3 separate regions of the Homo sapiens genome follow, and all the other regions are linked to region 3. Evidence: chromatin contacts called from ENCODE Hi-C data. All regions are on one chromosome and are shown on one strand. The core of a region is the stretch at or near the end of the contact, and the rest is flanking DNA. Distances in the headings are between cores, read along the strand shown. Region 1 overlaps SNED1 (sushi, nidogen and EGF like domains 1). Region 2 holds the start of MAB21L4 (mab-21 like 4). Region 3 holds the start of RNPEPL1 (arginyl aminopeptidase like 1).

What was found. Hi-C counts contacts between places; a loop is a spot of excess contacts on that map. Pooled maps may share reads with other maps.
Region 1: a loop to region 3 is called in a pooled map, with 3 times the contacts of the local background. The contact joins the enhancer-like site here to the promoter of RNPEPL1 in region 3. A Hi-C loop is called at or near these places in 1 of 168 maps with a recorded cell type or tissue (B cell), 6 of 37 single-sample maps with no recorded cell type and 6 of 50 pooled maps.
Region 2: a loop to region 3 is called in a map of PC-9, with 7 times the contacts of the local background. The contact joins the promoter of MAB21L4 here to the promoter of RNPEPL1 in region 3. A Hi-C loop is called at or near these places in 1 of 168 maps with a recorded cell type or tissue (PC-9) and 1 of 50 pooled maps.

The regions. Positions count from the first base shown.
Region 1 is chr2:241,040,216-241,043,101 of GRCh38, reverse strand. SNED1 (sushi, nidogen and EGF like domains 1) reads right to left here. Exons shown (of 32, transcript NM_001080437.3): 8 at 2,689-2,802. The region is part of intron 1 of SNED1-AS1 (SNED1 antisense RNA 1); the gene reads left to right. It also overlaps a transcript of MTERF4 not described here. Among named protein-coding and RNA genes, the nearest start is that of SNED1-AS1, 22 kb to the left of the region's middle. RefSeq lists enhancers at 1,014-1,243, 1,694-1,743. Within about 2 kb of position 1,326, at least 4 of the 41 ENCODE cell types and tissues checked have a DNase peak (open chromatin) inside an H3K27ac peak, as active enhancers do; they include B cell, where a contact is called at or near this core.
Region 2 is chr2:240,894,535-240,897,446 of GRCh38, reverse strand. MAB21L4 (mab-21 like 4) reads left to right here and starts at 1,291. Exons shown (of 5, transcript NM_001085437.3): 1 at 1,291-1,963. The coding sequence starts at 1,450. RefSeq lists enhancers at 120-755, 2,028-2,663.
Region 3 is chr2:240,566,944-240,569,755 of GRCh38, reverse strand. It overlaps RNPEPL1 (arginyl aminopeptidase like 1), which reads right to left and starts at 1,272. Exons shown (of 11, transcript NM_018226.6): 1 at 642-1,272. The coding sequence starts at 1,169. RefSeq lists enhancers at 1-186, 136-315, 187-825 and silencers at 586-635, 876-1,065, 1,206-1,265, 1,296-1,555.

The DNA.
Region 1 (2,886 bases), core at 77-2,576, 470 kb before region 3:
TTCCACACCCATCTCCATCCTCCTTCGCAGACTCCAAATACGTGGATCCCAGGCTGCTTAATATTGTTCTCCATCCTCCTTTGCAGACTGCACATACATGGATCCCAGGCTGCTTGATACTGTTCTTCATCCTCCTTCACAGACTCCAAATACGTGGATCCCAGGCTGCTTGATACTGTTCTCCATCCTCCTTCGCAGACTCCAGATACGTGGATCCTATTACCCTAATATCGTTCTGCAGGTTGCTGAAGATCTCTTCTTTTTCTTTTAGTCTTATTCTCTCTGTGATGCATATTGAATTGTTTCTGTTTCACTCTTCAGGTTCATTGATCTTTCCTTCTGCAATATCTAACCTGCTGTAAATACTATTCAGTGTATTTTAAAAACTCAGATATATTTTTCATTTCTACAAGTTTTTAAAAATACCTTCTACTTCTCATTAGGTTTTTTTCCCCTCAACAATCTTGATTATAGGAGCATATTCATAATAGATAATTAAACATTTGTATCTGCTAATTCTGTCATTTCTGGTGCCTGTTTCTATTGATCTATTTTTCTCCTGACTGTGAGTTATATGTTACTTCTTTGTAGACCTGATAATTTTTGACTGGGTATTTTGGAGTTCTGGATTCTGTTGTATTATTGATATACTCCTGTTGAGGAGTATAGGATTTTATTCTGGCACATGGCTCAATGACTTAGGATCAGTTTGATCCTTTTAAGCTTTCTTTAAGATCTGTTAGGGCAGGTCGACATTAGTCTTTAGTTCAGCACTACTAAAGTGACACCCCACTGAGGACTCTATGCAATAGACTCCCAGCCCTGTTTGAGCTCCAGGAAGTGTTTGACTTACTGCTTTCTAGTGGTTCTTTCCCCAGCCTTGCAGATTTCATCCTGAGCCTGATAATAATAAGCCAAAATTCAGGGAGGTCTCCTCTTGATCTCATGCTCCCTCCTGCCTCAGGAGCACCATCCTGTAGCCACTGAACTAGGATCTTTGTCTCCTCAATTCAAAGGGACTGCTGGACTCTCAGTTCCTCCTCCCAGCACAGTGGAGTGGAAACTGCCCCAGGCAGAATCTGGGGCAATTGTAGGGCTCACCTCATTTGATTCCCTTTTCTCAGGGGTGACAGGCTTGTGCTGTCTGTTGTCTAATGGCTGAAAAGGGTTTCACAGATTTTGTCTGTTTTTCTAGGTGTTGATGGTGAGAGGGAAATTCCAAGAGCAGTTAATTCTTGTTGGCCAGAAGCAGAAGACTAGAGACTCTTTTTTGTAGTGTCCAATTTGTGGCCCACTTCCTGTCAGACCTGATTAGACTGTCAGCATCTGCGCCTTGTAATACAGTCAATCAGTCATTACGTTAGCACCACCGTCAGTCTGTTGTTTCTTTCTTCTTCCTCTTTTGTTTTTTTTTAGACAGAGTCTCACTCATTCTGTTACCCAGGGTGGAGTGCAGTGGTGCGATCTCAGCTCACTGCAACCTCTGCCTCCCGGGTTCAAGCAATGCTCCAGCCTCAACCTCCCGAGTAGCTGGGATTACAGGCATGCAGCACCACGTCTGGCTAACTTTTGTATTTTTGGTACAGATGGGGTTTCACCACGTTGGCCAGGCTGGTCTTGAACTCCTGACCTCAAGTGATCCGCCCGCCTCAGCCTCCCAAAGTGCTGGGATTACAGGCATAAGCCACCACACCCGGCCAGTCTGTTTCTTATTATTCACTCTACTTGCATCATTATTCTGTAGAAAACACGGTTTATTTGCAAAAAATTTTTGAAACCACTTATCCGTTTCCTGACATGAATTTAGTGAAATACATTGATATTTAGATAACAATCTGGGCAAAGTGAGCTGTGACACGGAACAGTGACTTTAAAGCAGCCAAATAGGTGAGGCTGCCTCCTCCCGCTCCTGCCCCACCCTCCCCTCAGGACACACCCTGGCCTCCCATGCACTCGGCAAAGACTGATGGAGGGCCCATGACCCTCTGTGTCTTACGGGTAAAACAGAATTTCCTCCTGAATTTTTTAAACTAAAAATAACCTGAATAGTTTGTCTTTAGCATCTCCCTGGAGAGAAGCAGCACCTGGTGCGTCCACAGAAGTCGGCACAGTGGGTGAGCCTCTGGAGGCAGGTGCAACAATCAGACACGAAAGCCATTTTTATACTGTAGGCTGCAATCTCCAGTTGGCCTTTTAATTCCTCTAACAAGTCACAACTAGCAGTTAAACAACACAAAATAGAATAGAAAATAGTGAAAGGTCAGTTTTCTTTCTGATTCCCGTTACTTTCCCTTGTGTGCTGAGGGTTCTAGAGTAGGAGAGGAAGATGTTAAAAAAGTCAAGAGTCACCCAGGCTGGAAGAGGAGACTTGTGAACTTTGTCATCCCTCCTGGCATTTCACAGATGGAAACCAAGGCCCAGAGAGGGGAAGGGGTTGCTCAGCCTCACACAGCACCCTGGAGGCAGCATCCATCTTTTGCTTCCTATTTTCCCTGCAGTTGGTGGCTTAGGATCCAGGCTGAGCGGGAAGCGCTGGGGAGTGGGAAGGGGGCAGAGGCATCCTCCCACCCCAGAGACAGGTGTGAGGTGAGTCAGATGGCAAGGAAGGAAGGGGAAAGTGGCTATGGGGGTGTTCACGGCACAAAGCCACCATCAGCCATGGTGGCCTGCAGGCACTTGGCCAGTTACCTGTCTCACAGCGAAGTCCCTTGAAGGGCTCGGCACACAAGCAGGTGTAATTCCCCACTAGGTCAACACAAGAGCCTCCATTCAGGCAGGGGTCAGGGCTGCAGTCGTCCACATCTGAGGGGCAGCAGAGGTGCGGGCTTGGCTTGAGCCAGGCCACAACCACCCTGTGCCCAGCACCTGGCCACGGGCAGGAGCCCC
Region 2 (2,912 bases), core at 42-2,541, 330 kb before region 3:
GGGCCCAGGACAAATGGGGCCTTGAACCTGAATGGCTGCCCTCGGGGAGGGGGACACGTGCTCTAAGCAACTCCAGGGAACAGGAGTGGGCCAGCTTGGAGGAGGGATATCTGTCTCTCGCTTGACCGTGGGCTACCCTGTGAGGTGGTGAGCTCCCTGTCCTGGGAGGCATGGAAGCAGAGACCCGCTCACTGGGCTGCAGCCCCTCATAGGGGCTTCCAAGCACCAGGAAGTGAGTGGCTGTTGCCCCCTGCCCCACCCCTCCTGGGATCCTGGTTCTGCCCACAGCTCTGACTCAGATGCAGCTCCCCGGGGGGTGAGAGGCCCACGTGCGGTGGCTACAGGGGCAGCATCTCCACGACGCCCCTGTGGGGCCATCTCCATGTTCACTGTTTGCAGACACCCCTGTGGCTGAGCACCCGATGCACTCGGCCAGCTGGCAGGGCCAAGGGTCGATGGGGCGGCTCCCTGCTGGTTGGGACTTGCACGGCCCTGAGCAGGGGAGGGGGGCGGGGCTGGCAGGGTACCTGGTGCAGGTGCTGGAGGGGGATGGTGGGGCGAGTTTCTCCACCTGGGTGAGGTGGAGCCACGGAGACTGCTTTTCTCCAGAACCAGACGAGCTCCAGCTCCCAGGCTAGGTGGGTGCCAGCTCCTCTCAGGTTGGAGGCTGGGCAGGGTGGGGTGGGGTGGGGTGGGGACTGGTAGCCCAGGGGTCCAGGGCCCAGATGGCTGGATGCACAGCTGGGGCAGAGGCAGGAGCCATGCCAGGACTGCAGCCTGTAAGCCGGGCACAGGTGTCTGAGGGGAACATTGCAGAGACGCAGCCTCCAGGTTCCCAGCCTTCCAGGCAGCCTTAGAGAGTCGGGGGCTCCCCCACAGCGGGGTCTGGGCAGCCACCGCCCTGCCTCCCCTTCCTCACTGAGCCACGGGGTGCCTTGTGTTCCCTCCAACCTGGCAGGGAGGCTGGGGCAGGGGGGCCTGATCCAGATACCCGGCCCCTGGGCTGTGGGGAGGAGGGTGGAAGGAGGCCCATCAGCAACACACAGAGGCTCCCATCCCAGGGACGGCACAGTCCAGCGGCAATATTTCTCCAGGGACCCCAAGCCTGGCTGGGACAGGGGCCGTGCCTTGGGCCTAAGATGAGAGAGCTCTTCTGAAGGGAGGGAGGAGGGTGGTAACCAAACCCAGCCCCCGCCTGCCCTGCATGGCCCCTGTGACATTCCCAATTGCTGGGGACTGACTCACCCCCACTTCAAAGGCCTTAAATAGTTCAGCTATTTCACCTGCCACACTGTGCTGTCACTCTGGAATTCTGCTGTGTGGGAGCTGAGGCCCCACCTGCAGACCTGCTGCTCACCTGGGCAGGTGCCTCCTCACAGCCCATCTGCACAGCTGGCCTGCGGAGTCCTCCTCAGGGGCCACTGGCCCTCACCTGCCACTGTTGAAGGGATGCCTGCCCCTGCTCTCCCCACCTCAGCCATGGCCGTGCAGGTGCCCCTGTGGCACCACTACCTGCAGGCCATCCGGTCCCGGGAGGCGCCGCGTGCCCAGGACTTCCAGCGCGCAGAGAACGTGCTGCTCACGGTGCTGGAGCGCGTGCATGCCCTGGACCCCCGCTTCATCGTGGACTACTCCCGTGGCCTGGAGGCCTTCCAGTTCGCCCTGCGCTCCTCTGAGGACCCAATGGACATGGAGGTGCCCCTGTGGGTGGATGCCGAGGCTCTACTGATTGAGGAACCAGAGGCCACCCAGCCGGAGGATGGCCTTGAATTATGCCACCTGGGTGTGCCCAGGGAAGGGGCTGGCCTGGAGCGGTGGACCACCGAGGATACCTTCACTGCCTCCTCGGAGGGTGACGCCAAGTGCCGTGGACACATTGTGCCCAGCAAGGTCCTGTGTGTCCTCAAGGACCTGCTGGTAGCAGCCATCGTACACTGCAAGCACCACAGTCTCATCGCACCAGGTACAGGCACAGCCCACTCTGCACGCGTATCTGCGTGTACCGAGGGGCTGCTGTGTGGGTGTCTGTGTGCAAGTGTGTGAGTGCACATGTGTGTGATTGCCATGTACGTGCACACAGGGTGGCGACTGTCTTCTGTGTGTGACTGCACGCACAGGCATGTGTGCACGTGTGTGACACTGTGCAAGTGTGAACAGTGTGTTGGGGCACAGAAGTCGGGAGACCTCACTTAGGTCTTCCAGCTCCAAATGCCTGTAACAAGACAGATGACGTGTTCCGTGTCGTGTGTGTTTGCACGGGGGTTCCACGGCTGCCAGTCGTCCAGTGGCTGGAGTCTGGGGCAGCTGCTTCACTGGTGGCCTTGCAGGAGGGTCCCTCACACGGCTCTGGGCAGGCGGCTCTCTTGCCAGTCACAGCCTGTGACCTCGAGGCTCCCCGAGGCCATCCCGTGCCCACTTCCAGTGTCTGATGATGTTGCACCAGGTGGGAGGGGTGTGTGTGTGCCTGCCTGCGTGCGCGTGAGTGCAGGGGTGTGAATGCGTGTGCAGGTGTGTGCCCGTGTCTTATCAGCTTATGGCTGAGTTGTCTATTGGTGTCTTGAGCCCCAAGTGGGCTCTGAGGCTGGGCTTCTGCGTGGACCAGGGGCTGGCCTCAGTCTCTCCTCTGGGGCCTTTTGTTTGTTTGTTTGTGAGACTGAGTCTCACTCTGTCACCCAGGCTGGAGTGCAATGGCACGATCTTGGCTCACTCCGCCTCCTGGGTTCAAGCGATTCTCCTGCCTCAGAATCCTGAGTAGCTGGGATTACAGGCATGGGCTACCACGCCTAGCTAATTTTTGTATTTTTAGTAGAGACAGGGTTTCACCATGTTGGCCAGGCTGGTCTCGAACTTCTGACTTCAGATGATCCGCCCACCTGGGCCTCTCAAAGTGCTGGGATTACAGGTGTGAGCCA
Region 3 (2,812 bases), core at 23-2,522:
TGTAGGCAGGAAAGGCCCTGCTCCATCCTGTACACATCCCCACTGGTGGAGGTGGAGGGGGTGCTGCAGCCACAGCGCCAGCCTCAGCCACCTGGCCTTTCTTGCAGAGTCTCTGGAGTGGTGGGTACCCAGTGTGCAAGCCCTGCAGAGCCTATGTGTGTCTATGTTGGGGTCGCGGGGCCCACTGGTCTCAACACTCCACCAGTGCTGGCCAAGGAAGCCCCAAACCGAGCATCACAATCTCCATGGCCCTTTCCTCTGCCTCTGGCTTGGACTCATCTGCACGCACTGGTCACATGGAGGCCCTTCCGCAGCTGACACTCCAGCCCAACCCTTGGTGCCAGGATCCTGCAGATGTACACCTCGGTGGGTGACAGAAGCTGCTCATGTCCCCAGGCAGGGACCAGACACCTGAACGGGAGGCTTCCCGGAGTGACATGCTGTCCCGTGTCCCCGCAGGACTCCGGCTTCTATCCGAGGGTCCTAAGGGCTCACAGGCAACAGCTGGGAATCACCGGGGTGGGGGGAGGGGGGCACCTGTAGGGCGCAGATTCGCGTCCCTCAGCCTGGCCGTGCGGCGAGAGGCCGCTAGCAGCGCCCTGCGGACCGGCCCGCAGCCCCGGCGCCCGCCCCGGACTCACGGCGGGGGCGTCGGTCGAGGTGTACCGCAGGATGACCTGGAAGGGCTGGTGCGCCTGCAGCTCGGGCGGCAGCGTGACGGTGAGCGAGGAGCCGTAGTCGGTGAACGGGTCCACCCTGAAGGCCAGCGGACAGCAGGCGGGCTCGGAGCCGGGCGCCTCGGGGAAGGCGGGCAGCGGGGGCGGCGGCGCGGGCCCCGGCCCGGGGGCGGAGAAGGCGAAGGCGCAGGGCGTCTCGGCGGCGGCGGCGGGGGCGCGACGGAAGGCGGCTGAGTGCAGGCGCAGAGCCGGGTGCGCGTCGAGCACGAGCGCGCGGGGCGCGGGCCGCAGCGCGCACAGCTCGAGCACCAGGCAGCCGGCCAACTCGCGCGCCTCGGGCCGCAGCTCCAGGCCCAGCTGCAGGTGGCGGAGGCGGAAGAGCTGCGCGCTGGAGGCCGAGGCCACGTCCAGGGCGGGCGGCGGCTCGGGCGGCGGGCGGACGGGCGCGGCCTCGGCGCCGGGCGCCTGGCGGCAGCAGCACTGCGCGGCCATGGCCGCCGGCACTAGGTGAAATCCATGGGCGGCGGCCGCGCCGGGCCGCGGGCGAGGGGCGCCGGGCGGCGGCGGCGGCGGGGCGCGGGCACAACAGGAAGTCGCGCCGGGAGCCGCCCGGCCCGGCCCCGCGCCGTGCGCCGCCCCGCTCGGGCTCCGCTCGGCCGCCGCCGGGGGCGCTGTGCGCGGGGCCGGGGCGCGGGGCCGGGGCGCCGGGCGGGGAGGGCCAGGAGCCAGGGGCGCGGGGAGCCGGGGAATCGAGCGCGGCGCGGGGCCGGGGCGCTGTGTTGGGAGCCGAGGCGCGCGGAGCGGGTGAGCAGCACCCCCAGCCCCTCGCTTCCTCCCCGGGCGGCGCCCGGGAGATCCCAGGAGGCGGGATCGCTGCTCCCTCCCAGACACTGCCGGCCAGGCCCCTGGGGCAGCCGCTGAAGGGACCCGGGAACCTTGGGGCCACAGGGGCAGGCTGCTTCCAGGTGTGGTTCGTGTTCCCGAGGAGCGCAGCGTCGCGAACTCAATGTCATCCTTTCATCCGGGGCTACGGGCAGGGCAGGATTCTCCTGGCACCCCTGCCACTCCTCCAAGTCTACAGGTGTGGTCTGTGCTGTGGGCCCTGCGGTGCGAGAAGCGCCGGAGCCTTCACGCAGCGCTGTCAACTACAGCAGCCACCAACCACGTGTGGCCATTTAGATGCGAATTAAATACAGTTAGAAGTTCAGTTCCTTCGTGGCAGGTGGAGTGAGTGAGTGTGTGTGTCTTCCTGGGAGGAGTGGCTAATGGACAAAGCAGGCAGGAATCATTTCCACAATCGCAGAAGTTCCTCTGGGCAGTGCTGGGGACCTCTCATTTGGGAGCCCTGTGCTGGGGTACGAAGGAGGGTCTGGCCCGCCTGTCCCCACCCCATCCGCCAGGTCCACCCTTCCCAACGCCATTCTCTGTGGACCTGGCGAAGGCTGCCCAAGGCTGAGCCTGTCCAGGAGCCTGAGCCCCGAGGGAAGGGGTGCTCGCCTGGCAGAAGCTGCTAGTGAGCTCACAGCGGTTAAATTTTGAGGCTGTGGAATAACAGGGGCCACCATGATGTCGCTGTTGTCATCAAGTAAGAATTCAAATTCCTAGGGACAAGGGGCTTCTGGGGCTGGGGAACTATCCAGGAACCCAGGACACCTCTCTCTTCTGCTCCATTGAGGTGTGGCCGTGCAGGGCTGGACTCGGGTACCGCACTCGACTCAGCGTCAGCCCTGAGTAGTGTTTCCTGTGTCTGGACTCAGTCTCCTCGTTGTGTAACCCTCTGTGTCTACCCTCCTTCCGTGGGGCGGGAAGGAAGGCTGAGAGGGAGAGTGTGCGTTCACGTTTGCGGGACAGAGCACTGAGGCATCATTTCAGTTTTCCCGTAGGACCTCAGGTCCCCACGTGCCCTCTTTAGGGACACGGCCACGATCTTGGGGCACCCATCCCAAACTCACCAGGAACCCCTAGGCTTACACAGTCACTCAGAGGTGTGGATCAGCCTCGCATCCAAGGCTGACAGGGAAGACAGCTGAGATGGGACCCTCCTCACTGCCCCCAGCGCCCTGCCCGGTGGGGCCCTGCAGTGCCAAGGGCAGACTGTTTTCGATGGCACCCCCAGTTCTACGGGGCTCTCCAGA